Linked DNA regions of Homo sapiens: region 1 is linked to region 2. The links are chromatin contacts, found by Hi-C in ENCODE. All regions are on one chromosome and are shown on one strand. Each heading gives the region's core, a stretch centred on a gene start or an enhancer-like site at or near the end of the contact. The rest is flanking DNA. Distances are from core to core; before and after follow the strand shown.

Region 1 (6,330 bases), core at 3,012-5,511, 180 kb before region 2:
ATACAACACATAAAGTTGTGTGTGTTTTTAATCTTTAGATGTTCTGTTTGGGTCTTTTTTGCACCTTTGATTTCTCTCATCATTCATATTTCTTCTCTACCTTCATGAACATGTGGAATATATTTATGCTAGCTGTATTAATATCCTTGTCCTGCTAATTTCACATTTCTGTCCTTTCTGAGTCTGCTTCTATTGACTGATTTTTTTTTCCTGAAGTGCGTTACATATTTCTGTCTTTTTGGAATACCTGGTAATTTTTGGTATTCCATTAAATATTATAAGACTTTGGGGATGCAGTTAAGTTAGCTATAATCTATTATATCCTTGCAAATCTTGCTTTTAAGCATTGTTAGCATGTACAAGAACAGATTTTAATGTTAGGCTAATTTAGCTCCACTTTCATGGTGATACTATTCTGAAGACCCTATCTGATGCCATATGTATTTATTGAGAGGTCTTTTTACCTTGTTTATTGGGAATATATGAACTGTTTCTGTATGAGCTTTGAGAATTGTTTAATACGTTGCTTTCCAGGTTCATTTCTTGGTGTTCAGTAATTTCCACTCATGTGCAGCTCAAAACCCAGACAAAAGTTGAGGACATCACTGTGAAATTCTCTAGAGCAGAGGTGGACAAACGGCAGCTAACTGACTAAATCCCACCTGCTACTTGTTACTGTAATTAAAGTTTTATTGTAACATAGCCATTCTCATTCATTTACATATATTTTTCTGCTTTTACATTATAATAGCATCATTGGATAGTTATGATGCAGATCATATGGCCTGCAAAGCCTAAAATACTTATCTGCTCCTTACAGAAAATATTTGTTAACTCCCACTTTAGAGTTTTTTCTCTGTGTGGCATTTTCCTCTCTGGTAATCTGCCCTGCAAATTATAGCTGCCCTGGGATCCCTGAAGTCTGATTTTCGTCTCCTTGATTCCTAGGCTCTGTTTGGGTTACTTCTCTATGTATTATAGCCTGGAAATGGCCCCCATGCAGGAAGCCAGGGCAATCAAAGGGTTCATTTCATTTGTTTTTCTTCCCTTGGGGCTCACAGTTCTGTACTGGCTGTTACTCAATTTCTGGAAACCATTGATTCTTATTTTGTTCAGTTTTCTAGTTGCTTAAGTGGGGAATGGTCAATCTGGTCTTGTTATTGTATAATGGTCATATGCAGGAGAAGCAGCAGAATATTTTGAGACTTGTTTTTGTTGTTTTGTATATCAAGAATTAGTTGCTTTATATTGCTATGTAATATTCCATTTGTTTGAATATAAATGCTCCTCAATTTATTTGATGGGGCATGTCTAGATAAACCCATCATAAGTTGAAAATACCATAAGTCAAAAATTCATTTAATATACCTAACCTGCTGAACATCATAATTTAGTATAGGCTTCCTTAATACAAGTACTCAGAACACTTACATTAGCCCAGCATCATGAGAGAGCATCCTATTGCATGTTGCTAGCCCAGGAAAAGATCAAAATTCGAATTACAGTTTCTACTGAATGCCTGTTGATTTTGCGTCATCATGAAGTCAAAAACTTGTAAGTCAAACCGTCATAAGTCAGGGAATGTGTGTATATCTGTTTAGCAATTCTCTTGTTGGGGAATACCTGAGCTGTTTATAGTTTTTGACTATTACTAGTAAAGCAGCTGGCTGGGCACAGTGGCTCATGCCTGTAATCCTAGCACTTTCAGTCATATTTAATGTTGTCAATCTTTTTAATTTTAGTTATTTTGGTGATGATTGATAGTATCTCATTGTAATTTAGATTTTTATTTCCTGGAGAACTAATGGTTTTCAGCATTTTTTATTCATTCGTTTGCCTTTTTTCTTTTCTTTTGGGATGGAGTCTCGCTCTGTCGCCCAGGCTGGAGTACAGTGGCGCGACCTCAGCTCACTGCAAGCTCCGCCTCCCGGGTTCACGCTATTCTCCTGCCTCAGCCTCCCAAGCTGCTGGGATTACAGGCACCCACCACCATGCCCGGCTAATTTTTGGTATTTTTAGTAGAGACGGGGTTTCACCGTGTTGGCCAGGCTGGTCTCAATCTCCTGACCTCGTGATCCGCCTGTCTCGGCCTCCCAAAGTGCTGGGATTACAGGCATGAGCCACTGCGTCCGGCCTCGTTTGCCTTTTTTATATCTCTTTTTGTGATGACTCTATTAAAATCTTATGTCCATTAAAAAAATTGAGTTGTTTGTGCTTTTACTATTGATTTGTAAAATGTTTTACAATGTGTTGAACATAAGTCCTTTGTCAGACATCTGTTTTATGAATAATTTCTCTTGTCTGTGGCTCACTTTTTCTTTTTCTTAGTAATGTTTTTTGATGAACTGAAGTTATAAATTTTGATGAAGTCAGATTTATGAATGTTTTTCTTTTAAGGTAATTTTTGTGTCCTATCTAAGGAACCTTTTCCTTCCCCCAAGTCACAACGATAATTCTCCTGTTTAGAAACTTTGTAGTTTTTGCATTTATAGTTGGGTTCCTGATCCATCTTGTATTAATTTTTATGTATGGTATACAGTACCTGTTTGGGTTTCTTTTTTGCATGTGAACATTTAGTTGTATTTGTAGAGAATACTTTTCTTCATTGGATTGCTTTCACATATTTGGTGCCTTTGTTGAAAATCAATTGACTGCATATAAGTTTAGGTCTATTTCTGTTTTCCTTATTCTGTTTCAATAACTTATCTTGATTACTATAGTAATTCTTGAATTAAGGTAGTATAAGTGTTCCAATTCTTTTTCTTTTTCAAGATTGCTTTTTGCATATCCTTAACATTTTAGATTCAGTTTGTCAGTTTTTACAAAAATTCTTGGTAAAAGTATAATTGATATTCTGATTGGATCTATAGATCAATGTGGGGAGAATTAAGATCTAAAATACTGAGTCTTCCACTACATGTACATGGTATGCTTCATTTATTTAGGGCCTCTTTATCTCAGCAATGTTTTGTAGTTTTCAGTGGTTTGTGTTAGACTTATTGTCATTTTTTTCCCTAAGTATTTTATGTGTGGGATGCTCTTTTCAAGGAAATAGTTATTTCAAATCTCATTTTCTATTGCTTAATCCTGGTATGTATATTTTTACATTGGGCTTGCGTGCGATGAGCTTTTCTATTTTACTTATTGAGTAGTCGTTTTTAGATTTTTTAGGATTGTTTATATAAACAATTGTGTTAACTGCATTTAGAGACAGTTTTACTTCTCTGCCTTTTATTTCTGTTACTTGCCCTATTGCAGTGCCTTATTCCCCACCTAAGAGAGAAATCATTTAGTCTTTTGACATTATATGTCATACTAGCTGTAGAATTTTCATGAATGTCTTTCATCAGATTGAGGAAAGTTCCTTCCATTTCTAGAGTACTGAAATTTTTGAAAAGTTATGAGTAGATGTTGAATTCTGTCAAGTGCTTTTTCTGTGTTTATTAAATATCATTTTTCTTCTTTATACTGTTAGTGATTTAAATTGATTCATTTTTATATATTAACTTTGCATTCTTGTGATAAATTCTACATGGTTATGATATATGTGAATTCAATTTGATAATATTTTTATTAAGGATTTTTGTGTCTGTATTCATCAGGGATATGGCTCTATACTTTTCCTGTAGATGTCTTTGTTTAGCTTTGGAGTAATATAATGTTTTTATCAGTAATGCTAGCAATGGTTTTGTTAGCGTCATTGGCTTCACTTGAAAGTGGGGTCTACTACCTTATGTTTGAAAGAGTTTGTATGAAATTAATGTTTTTTTTTTATGTGTTTCTATAGGGTTCAGTAGTGAAACCATCTGGGACTCTAATTTGTTTGTATATAGGTTTTTTATAAACTCAGTTAAAAAATCTACTCAGCTTTTCTCTATTTTTTTTAGTAAGTTGTATTTTTCAAAGAATTTGAGAATTTCATCTAAAGTGTATTTGTTGACATAAAGTTGTTTATAATATTTTCTTAATTCTTTAAATGCCTATAAGAGTTACACTGCTAATTTTTAGCAAATTCCCAGCACTCTGCCTTTAATCTTGATTAGTCTAGGTAGATGTTGTTGATCTAGTCACTGAACCGGTTTTTTCTTAAACAGTTATTGAAGTATAATTTACATACAATAAAATCCACTCACATTAAGCATATGATTTAATAATTTTTTAGTAATATTAAAGAGATCTGCAACCATAATCTTGTTTTAGAATAGTTTATCACCTGCAGAAGATGCCTTGTGATAGTTGATAGTTACTTCTGCTTTCACTCCGAGCCCTAGGCAACCACTTCTCTACTTTCTGTTTCTGTATAGTTATCTTTTTTGACATTTTCTATAAATAGAATAATACAAAATGTAGTCTTTTGAGCCTAGCTTCTTTGACTTAGTGTAAAGTTTTTGTGCTTCATCCTTGTTTTAGTGTGGCTTTGTTAGACTTTAGTATGAGGATAATATTGACCCCATAAAATGTTTTGGAAAATATTCCCTTGTCCTCTGCTTTCTAGAAGAGTTTCTGAACCATTGGTATTATTTTTTCTTGAAATATTTGATGGAATTTACCAGTGAACCATCTGGTTTTGGCTTTTATTAATGAGAGGATTTCCAAATACTGTTTCAATTTCTTTACTAATAATAAGCCTATTCACACTTCCTTTTTCTATCCCCGTTTCTTTTTCCTTCCTCTCTTTTCCCTCCCTCTCTTCCTTTCCTCCCCTTGCCTCCCCTTCCCCATTCTCCTATTCCTTTTTCTTTTTCCTTCATTCCTTGTCTTGATATTTTGAGTATTCCTAGAAATTGGTCAGTTTCTTCTAAGTTGAATTTCTGTAGGGTCAGGATCACGTTCACTCTTTTATTTCTTATTTTGGTAGTTTTGTTCCTTCTCTTTTTTTTCCCTTGGCACATCAACCTAGCGGTGTGACAGTCTTGTTGATCTTTTCAAAGAATCAACCTTGGTTTTAAGAATTTTTAAAAAATTTTTTTTGATTTCCATTTCATTGATCTCCATTCTAATATTTATGGTTGTCCTTCTGCTTATAAGCTTTGCTCTTCTTTTCCTAATTTCTTAAGGTGGAAACTTGGGTTATTTATTTGAGGTCTTTCTTCTTTTCTAAAAATAGGCATTTAAAGCTATAATACCTCTACATACTGCTTTTGCTACAATAATATGTTGTATTTTCATATTCATACAATTGGATACATTTTTAAATTTTTTCTTGTGATTTCTTGTTTGACCATGGATTATTTAGAGGTTGTTGTTCTAATTTAATTCCACTTTGGTTTGAGGGCATGCTTTGTATGATCCCAATTTTTAAAATTTACCGTTACTTATGTTATGGCCAAATATATTTTTTATTGTGGAGAATGTTCCACAAGTACTTGAAATTTTATTCTATATTTGGGAAGAATGTGTTAGATGTTAGTTACATCATGTTGCTTGATGGTTATGTTGAAGTCTTCTGTGTCCTTACAGATTTTCTGTCTAGTTTGTCTATCAATTATTGAGTGGAGTTTTGAAATCTCTGACTATTATTGTTGAATTGTTTATTTCTCTCTCAATTCTGTCCAGCGTTGCTTCATGTATTTTGAGACTCCTTTTGTATGTTTATAATTTTTATATCTTCATGATATTGACCCTTTTATCATTATGAAATGCTTTTGTCTCTAGTAACAGTTTTTGTCTTAAAGACTTGTTTTATTTGCCGGGCACGGTGGCTCACACCTGTAATCCCCAGCACTTTGGGAGGCCGAGGCGGGCGGATCATGAGGACAGGAGATCGAGACCATCCTGGCTAACACGGTGAAACCCCGTCTCTACTAAAAATACAAAAAATTAGCTGGGTGTGTTGGCGGGCACCTGTAGTTCCAGCTACTCAGGAGGCTGAGGCAGGAGAATGGCATGAACCCAGGAGGCGGAGGTTGCAGTGAGCCAAGATCGCACCACTGCAGTCTGGCCTGGGTGAAAGAGTGAGACAACGTCTCAAAAAAAAAAAAAAAAAGACTTGTTTTATTTTAGTACAGCTACTTCAGCTCTCTTATGGTTATTGTTTACATTGTTTATCTTGTTTCACACTTTTGCTTTCAACCTATTTTATATCTTTGATTCTAATGTGTGCTGGATGTTTTTCATTTGGATAGTCTTTGTTTTTATAGTGTTCAAGCTATTTACGTTTAATGTTTGTTTTGTATATTTCTCATGGTGCTTTTTGTTCTTCTCTTCCTCATTTATTGCTCTTTTTTGTGTTAAATAGATATTTTCTTGTGCACATTTAAATTATTTTCTTTTTACTATGCATATTTTTAAGTGTTTTTATATTGGTTGACCTAGGGTTACAATATGCAT
Region 2 (5,536 bases), core at 406-2,905:
TGGGAACCATATAGTAAATTACTACTTAAAAGCAATTCCTGATATCTTCCCAATACTAATGAATAACAGGCTCAACATTGGCTAGAGCCAGAGGTAACCCTCTGCAGCCCATTTCCTCAGGTGCTGGAGTAGCATTTGTTGAGAGCCACTGCTACTGGGACCCAAAGTCAGAAAAGATGTGTCTGGAAGTTTTAACATTTAATGCTGTTATAGGGGACAATTCTGGCTTAGAGAGTTTGAATTTGGCAGCCTAACTAAAGATAAAAGATTAATAACTGTAGTAGAAAGTAAGTATAAGGTAGTTTTCACATAGTTCCTGTAACAGTGTTGTATTATGTGATTCTTTTCTTAAAAACTAAGGTAAGTAGTTGGTTTCACATTCATTTGAACTCCTGAAGTAAACCATTCAGTAGGCTAGAATTATCACTAGAAATCAAACACTACATCCCAATCATCTTCTTAGTCAAGCCAGAAAAAGTCTTATTAACTCTTACAAGCACATGATAACAGTGAAGTCAATTGATGTTATTTCTGGTTTCACAACTTGCCCAATTCAAAATGTGGAAAGATGAGTAGCTCCTAGGGGGATGTTATATTCTTATTTTGCTCTTATAAATATGAAGGATTACTATGAATAGCATATGCTTTCCTTAATTCTTCAAAGCCCCAGTTCTTTAAAGGAGATTAAAAATTTAATCATTACTACGTTTTGTGAAAGGAAAACCATAAACATTAGTAGTCTTACTGAAACCTCCTGAAATTGCTAGAATGACCCAGATGTTTCAGTCTGGCACAGAATCCACACACCTTACTCTTGCAGCCTTTATTAACACCTCAGTTTGGTAATCTATGGACTCGGGTAACCCCATTTCTAAATCTCAGAAAGGTATAAATAAGATCATTTTCAATTGAGAATTATAAAAATCTCAAATTCTCAGTATTTGAAAAATTCACAATATTAGATGCTAGAAACTACTTGGATTTGCTTTCTTCCTGTATATTCATTCATGCATTTTATTTATTTACTTTTTGGTAGGCTAGTAAAGTACTAAGAGTGTTTCAGATATACTAGTTTGTATTGTCTCTTGGGAAACTAGGATTGGGCGCGCAGATACATCGCCATCTGCTGGTCAGTTTATCTGTGGTGAAACTGCAGCTTTCTTGAGACTTGTCTAGAAATTCTAGAAAGCACTGCCTTAGAATAGGAGAGGTACAGGAAATTTGGAGAGTCTTTTTCACAAGCACTTCATTTGACAACATTTACTGGTAGTGTATCTTTTTTAAGGTTTTGAAAATATTTTTCATAGTAATTTCTATTGAAAATTATAAAATTTTCAGAACAGTAGATATTTTGGTCATTTTTTAATCAAATTTAAGATCCTGAAAATGATAAGACAAAGATATACATTTTTTTCTAGGGTCATGGGGGAGCATTTTCCCCCATATATTTTGATTTTCATTTATGCATGTGTTCTGTACTATTTGAGTGCATATAGAACTTCAGTGGCATTTAGATATTTTGTGGGACCACCAGATTAATGAGACACATTGAATAGAATAAACCAGTTAGTATCCATGACTAAAAACATGTTTGAAATAAAATTGAATCTCTCTGAGACAGAAAGGCAAACTTATTTTTTCCCCGTAGCACATCCGTTTGTTTAGGGCTGAGTAATCCTTTAAGAATTGCTGAACTTCCCCCAAGTGCTGAAAACCTAATTCTGTTTTAAAAATAGCTGTAAGTAATTCTGTCCTCATACATATATTTTACATGTTTAACAAAAAAGATTCTTATCTTCATAAACTGTAATGATGTCTTAGGCCCAAACTCCAATTAGGGTTGGTTTGTTTTTTTTAAGTTTGTATGCTTAATAACGACAACTTGGGAAGCATTTTCAGAGTGCTGCGAAAAATAACTCATAAGAATACAGTATTTGGAAGCACAGAGACTGATTTTTATTTTTTGGATTTCAGTGGAGTGTTAATATTTCAAATACGTGAGAATAGGAAACTTCCTCTTCAGAACTACAATCACAGCCGTAAATACAGTAGAGTCATAGCAGTAGATGCAATAGAATCTCATCATGAAACTCCATGAATTTTGAACTAATCACATCACCAAAGGAGCTCCAATACTGAAAAATGAAATACATTGAAAATATATCTCAAGATGAAATGAAAATTCTAAGTGTTACTAAAGCTTCTGACTAATGTTCTCTGTGATATTCATTTCCTTTGAAGTCAACTGTTAATCTCAGCATTCAAAAGTAGTTTGTTTAAATACTGATTTAAAAAAGAAAAATAATTCTGAAGAGTGGTACTTCTGGTAGACTTTCCTTATTTGTCTTTGTTTTGTTGGTTTACTTTTTCACTTTGCTCCTGCACTTTCTCATGGCATACTAGTTAATAGAACGAGTTTCTCAACCCAGGCGGGCTGTTTGCACCATCACTAGCTTGGGCAAGTTACTTCTTTGTGCTTCCTTATATTCTGTGAAATAAGTAATATGTACCTCACAGGTTTGTGTAAAGATTAAGTGAGGAAATAACTTGTGTAGAATACTACCAAGCATACAGTAGGCATCTAAAAAACAAAGATGTTAGCTGTTTTCATGGATCTCTGCCCAGAGTCCCTTCCCTGTTTCTGTGTTTCTAACATCTCTCCTCTCAACCTCCCGGGCCCAATTCATTTATTTCACTTTATAATTAGATCAGCAGATATTAACACCTTGCAACTTGCTATTACCTAATCAGATTTTACCCCATTTTAGTCACTTTTTAATATTACTGTTGCTTCTCCATGTTGTTTTTAAAGAGTGCTTTCAACTTCTGTGTTTTCAGTTGACAGATGTTTTATTTTTTCCCAGAGAAGTTTCTATTAAATGAGTTATATTAGTTTAAAATTAAGTAGAAAAGAATACCTATTTAGTTAATGTGCTAAAACTAAGTGATTTATAATGGCTGAATACCTGACATCAAGGTATATCTTCTGGCACTGATTTTGGCTTTGGTGGTTTGGGGCCACTTAACTATATGCATGGCTCTTGTGGATGACCCAGTTGCAGCTATTAATTTAGAGTAGAACATGGTGTGTCTTGTTTTAGGAATCTATACTAGGTGTCCATGTCACCCAAAATCATTTGCAAATTTTTGCTTATGATTGGTCTGTAAGATAAGTGCTTAAACACTTTCTTATGCCATTTATAAAAGACATAAGACAAAAACTGTGGCAGACAGCTATTTGATCTAGTAAACCTTTTAGTTAAAAACAAAGGCAATATGAGCATTCCTATCAATAGTATATCTTTAAAACTTTTCCAGTTCATTTTATTGAGCTGATTGTTCTTTTGTATGAATTTAATTAAGATATATTTCCTAACTTAATGTGTATTTGGTAATCTTTTTGTTTCTTTTCTGTATTATATATAATATAATGTGTTAAAGTGCTAGCTAGTTCTTACATGAAAGTTTACTTGTGATTAAGAAAAAAATAATTTTCATAGTGAATAGAATGGTGGTGGCCTTTGTTTTACTGGCTTAATCCGTGTGGGTTTTCCCCTATAGTAAGTTCTGTGGTTGTATACTCTTAAAATATATACTAACATTCTCTAGAAAAGAAGCAATGTTTTGCATGTTTTATTATATTTGTATCTTGTATGTGAGGTCTTCTTTGAGAGAGAAACACGTTTGGTGAGTTCATATTTCTTAAAATATACATGATTCTTCAGACTGGAATCTAATGAAATAGTACTCCCATTTGAAAACCAAAGAGTTGAGGGTACAACAAAGGATAAAAGTGATCAGATGATTAGCCAGGGGCTAATAGAAATTCTGGAAAGAATGACAGATATTATATTAGAAAGAAATAGGATCTCATATTCACTGAAGCTTTCTACAGCTAAAGGTCCAAAAGAAATAATAGAAAATTACTGAAAGAGATGAATGTCTGAAACTTTAGAAATGCATGTGGTGTTGGATTAATCCAAGCAAGAAAGAAAGATGGGCAGATAATAAATTACATTTTATAGGAAGTCTGCTTTCCTTGTTTTCAAAGTATTTTGTCTTTTTTCTTTTCTGTCTCTCTCACAAGATATATTTAAGTAAGTCTAGGCCGGTTTCAGAAAATTCAGTTCACAATTTTTATCTTTGCACCATATGTGTAGAGTTCTTTGGAATCGGTAAAATATTATAAAAACTCCAAATCCTTGAATGGAGAAGGTTAGTCTAAACCTTCCTTCTGTTCTGTGCCAAATTGATAGCATTTTTCCTTACGAGAATATGAACAATACAGAACACATTTTCACATACAATCAGTTGTAATACCCCATAACTAAAAGATTTTGCAGAAATGTCTCAGTGGATTTTAGTCAACCCACTGAGACATAGCTGTACTTCTGCTAGGGAAAAAGAAATCGTTGTAAACTGAAAAAATATGTATATGTATATTTTCATCACAGAGAAGTGATTATTTAACTGTTCTAAATTTTACTTTGACATAAATACATGTTATTTTACTAAAAAAAATTGAGAGTGTATGTTTTTGTGTCTATAGTATTATCTATCTCCATACAAATTTACACGCAAAGTAGCATGTATCCTTTTTTTCCTCAAGTTAAATGGTCACATAGCATTGTAATCATGAAGTTCAGCTCCTTTCAAATGATGTTGATTGAGAAATATACATTCTTCTTAAACTATTTGAGCCTTTTAATCAATTTTTCCCCAGATTTTTGCCATTGAAACTTGACTTTCATTTTTGTTCTTAGCTTTTGTAAGTTTTGTAAGGAGAAAGTGAAATGTTTCCTGATATATAAATAAGTAATAAAATTAATGTGCACACAAAGTATACTCTTTATTCTTTTTTTTTTTTTTTTTTGAGGTGGAATTTTGCTCTTTCACCCAGGCTGAAGTGCAGTGGTGCAGTCTCGGCTCACTGCAACCTCCGCCTTCCAGTTTCAAGCGATTCTCCTGCCTCAGCCTCCCAGGTTAGCTGGTATTGCAGGCAACTGCCACCACGCCTGGCTAATTTTTGTATTTTCAGTAGAGACAGGATTTCACCATGTTGGCCAGGCTGGTCTCGAACTCCTGACCTCGTCAACCGCCCGCCTTGGCCTCCCAAACACTCTTTGTTCTTCATGGGCGTTTCCTTTTTGGCCCCAACACATACACACAAACATAATCTCTGGGAGGAAAGAGAATCTTACTCTGTTAAATTGAAGTTCTGACTACAAATCTTCTGAGTTTCTATATATTTAAGCTTAAACTCAAGTATTTACATATGAATGAGTTCTGTATTCTGTAACCATATTAAAACTTTTCCTAGTATTTTTATAGAATTTGTTTTTATAGCTACATCAGAATTAGGATCGTTATTAAAGTGCTATAAAAGGTAGTTATTTATCGGACTCTGTTAGATTAAATGTGAGAAATAATGCTAGCTTCAGGTTATGATTACATAATATAGATGAACCCTGTTAATAAAATGGAATAAAAGTTGGAAGTTTTGTCTTTTTAATATATTTAATGGTTTATATTGAAC

The links. A loop is a pair of places that touch in the nucleus more often than their neighbours do. Pooled maps may share reads with other maps.
Region 1: a loop to region 2 is called in a pooled map, with 2.9 times the contacts of the local background. The contact joins two enhancer-like sites. A Hi-C loop is called at or near these places in 2 of 37 single-sample maps with no recorded cell type and 4 of 50 pooled maps.

What each region holds. Positions count from the first base shown.
Region 1 is chr14:60,841,435-60,847,764 of GRCh38, forward strand. All of the region lies in intron 6 of MNAT1 (MNAT1 component of CDK activating kinase), which reads left to right. Among named protein-coding and RNA genes, the nearest start is that of MNAT1, 110 kb to the left of the region's middle. Within about 2 kb of position 4,262, at least 2 of the 41 ENCODE cell types and tissues checked have a DNase peak (open chromatin) inside an H3K27ac peak, as active enhancers do.
Region 2 is chr14:61,024,301-61,029,836 of GRCh38, forward strand. The region is part of intron 5 of SLC38A6 (solute carrier family 38 member 6); the gene reads left to right. Among named protein-coding and RNA genes, the nearest start is that of SLC38A6, 46 kb to the left of the region's middle. Within about 2 kb of position 1,656, at least 3 of the 41 ENCODE cell types and tissues checked have a DNase peak (open chromatin) inside an H3K27ac peak, as active enhancers do.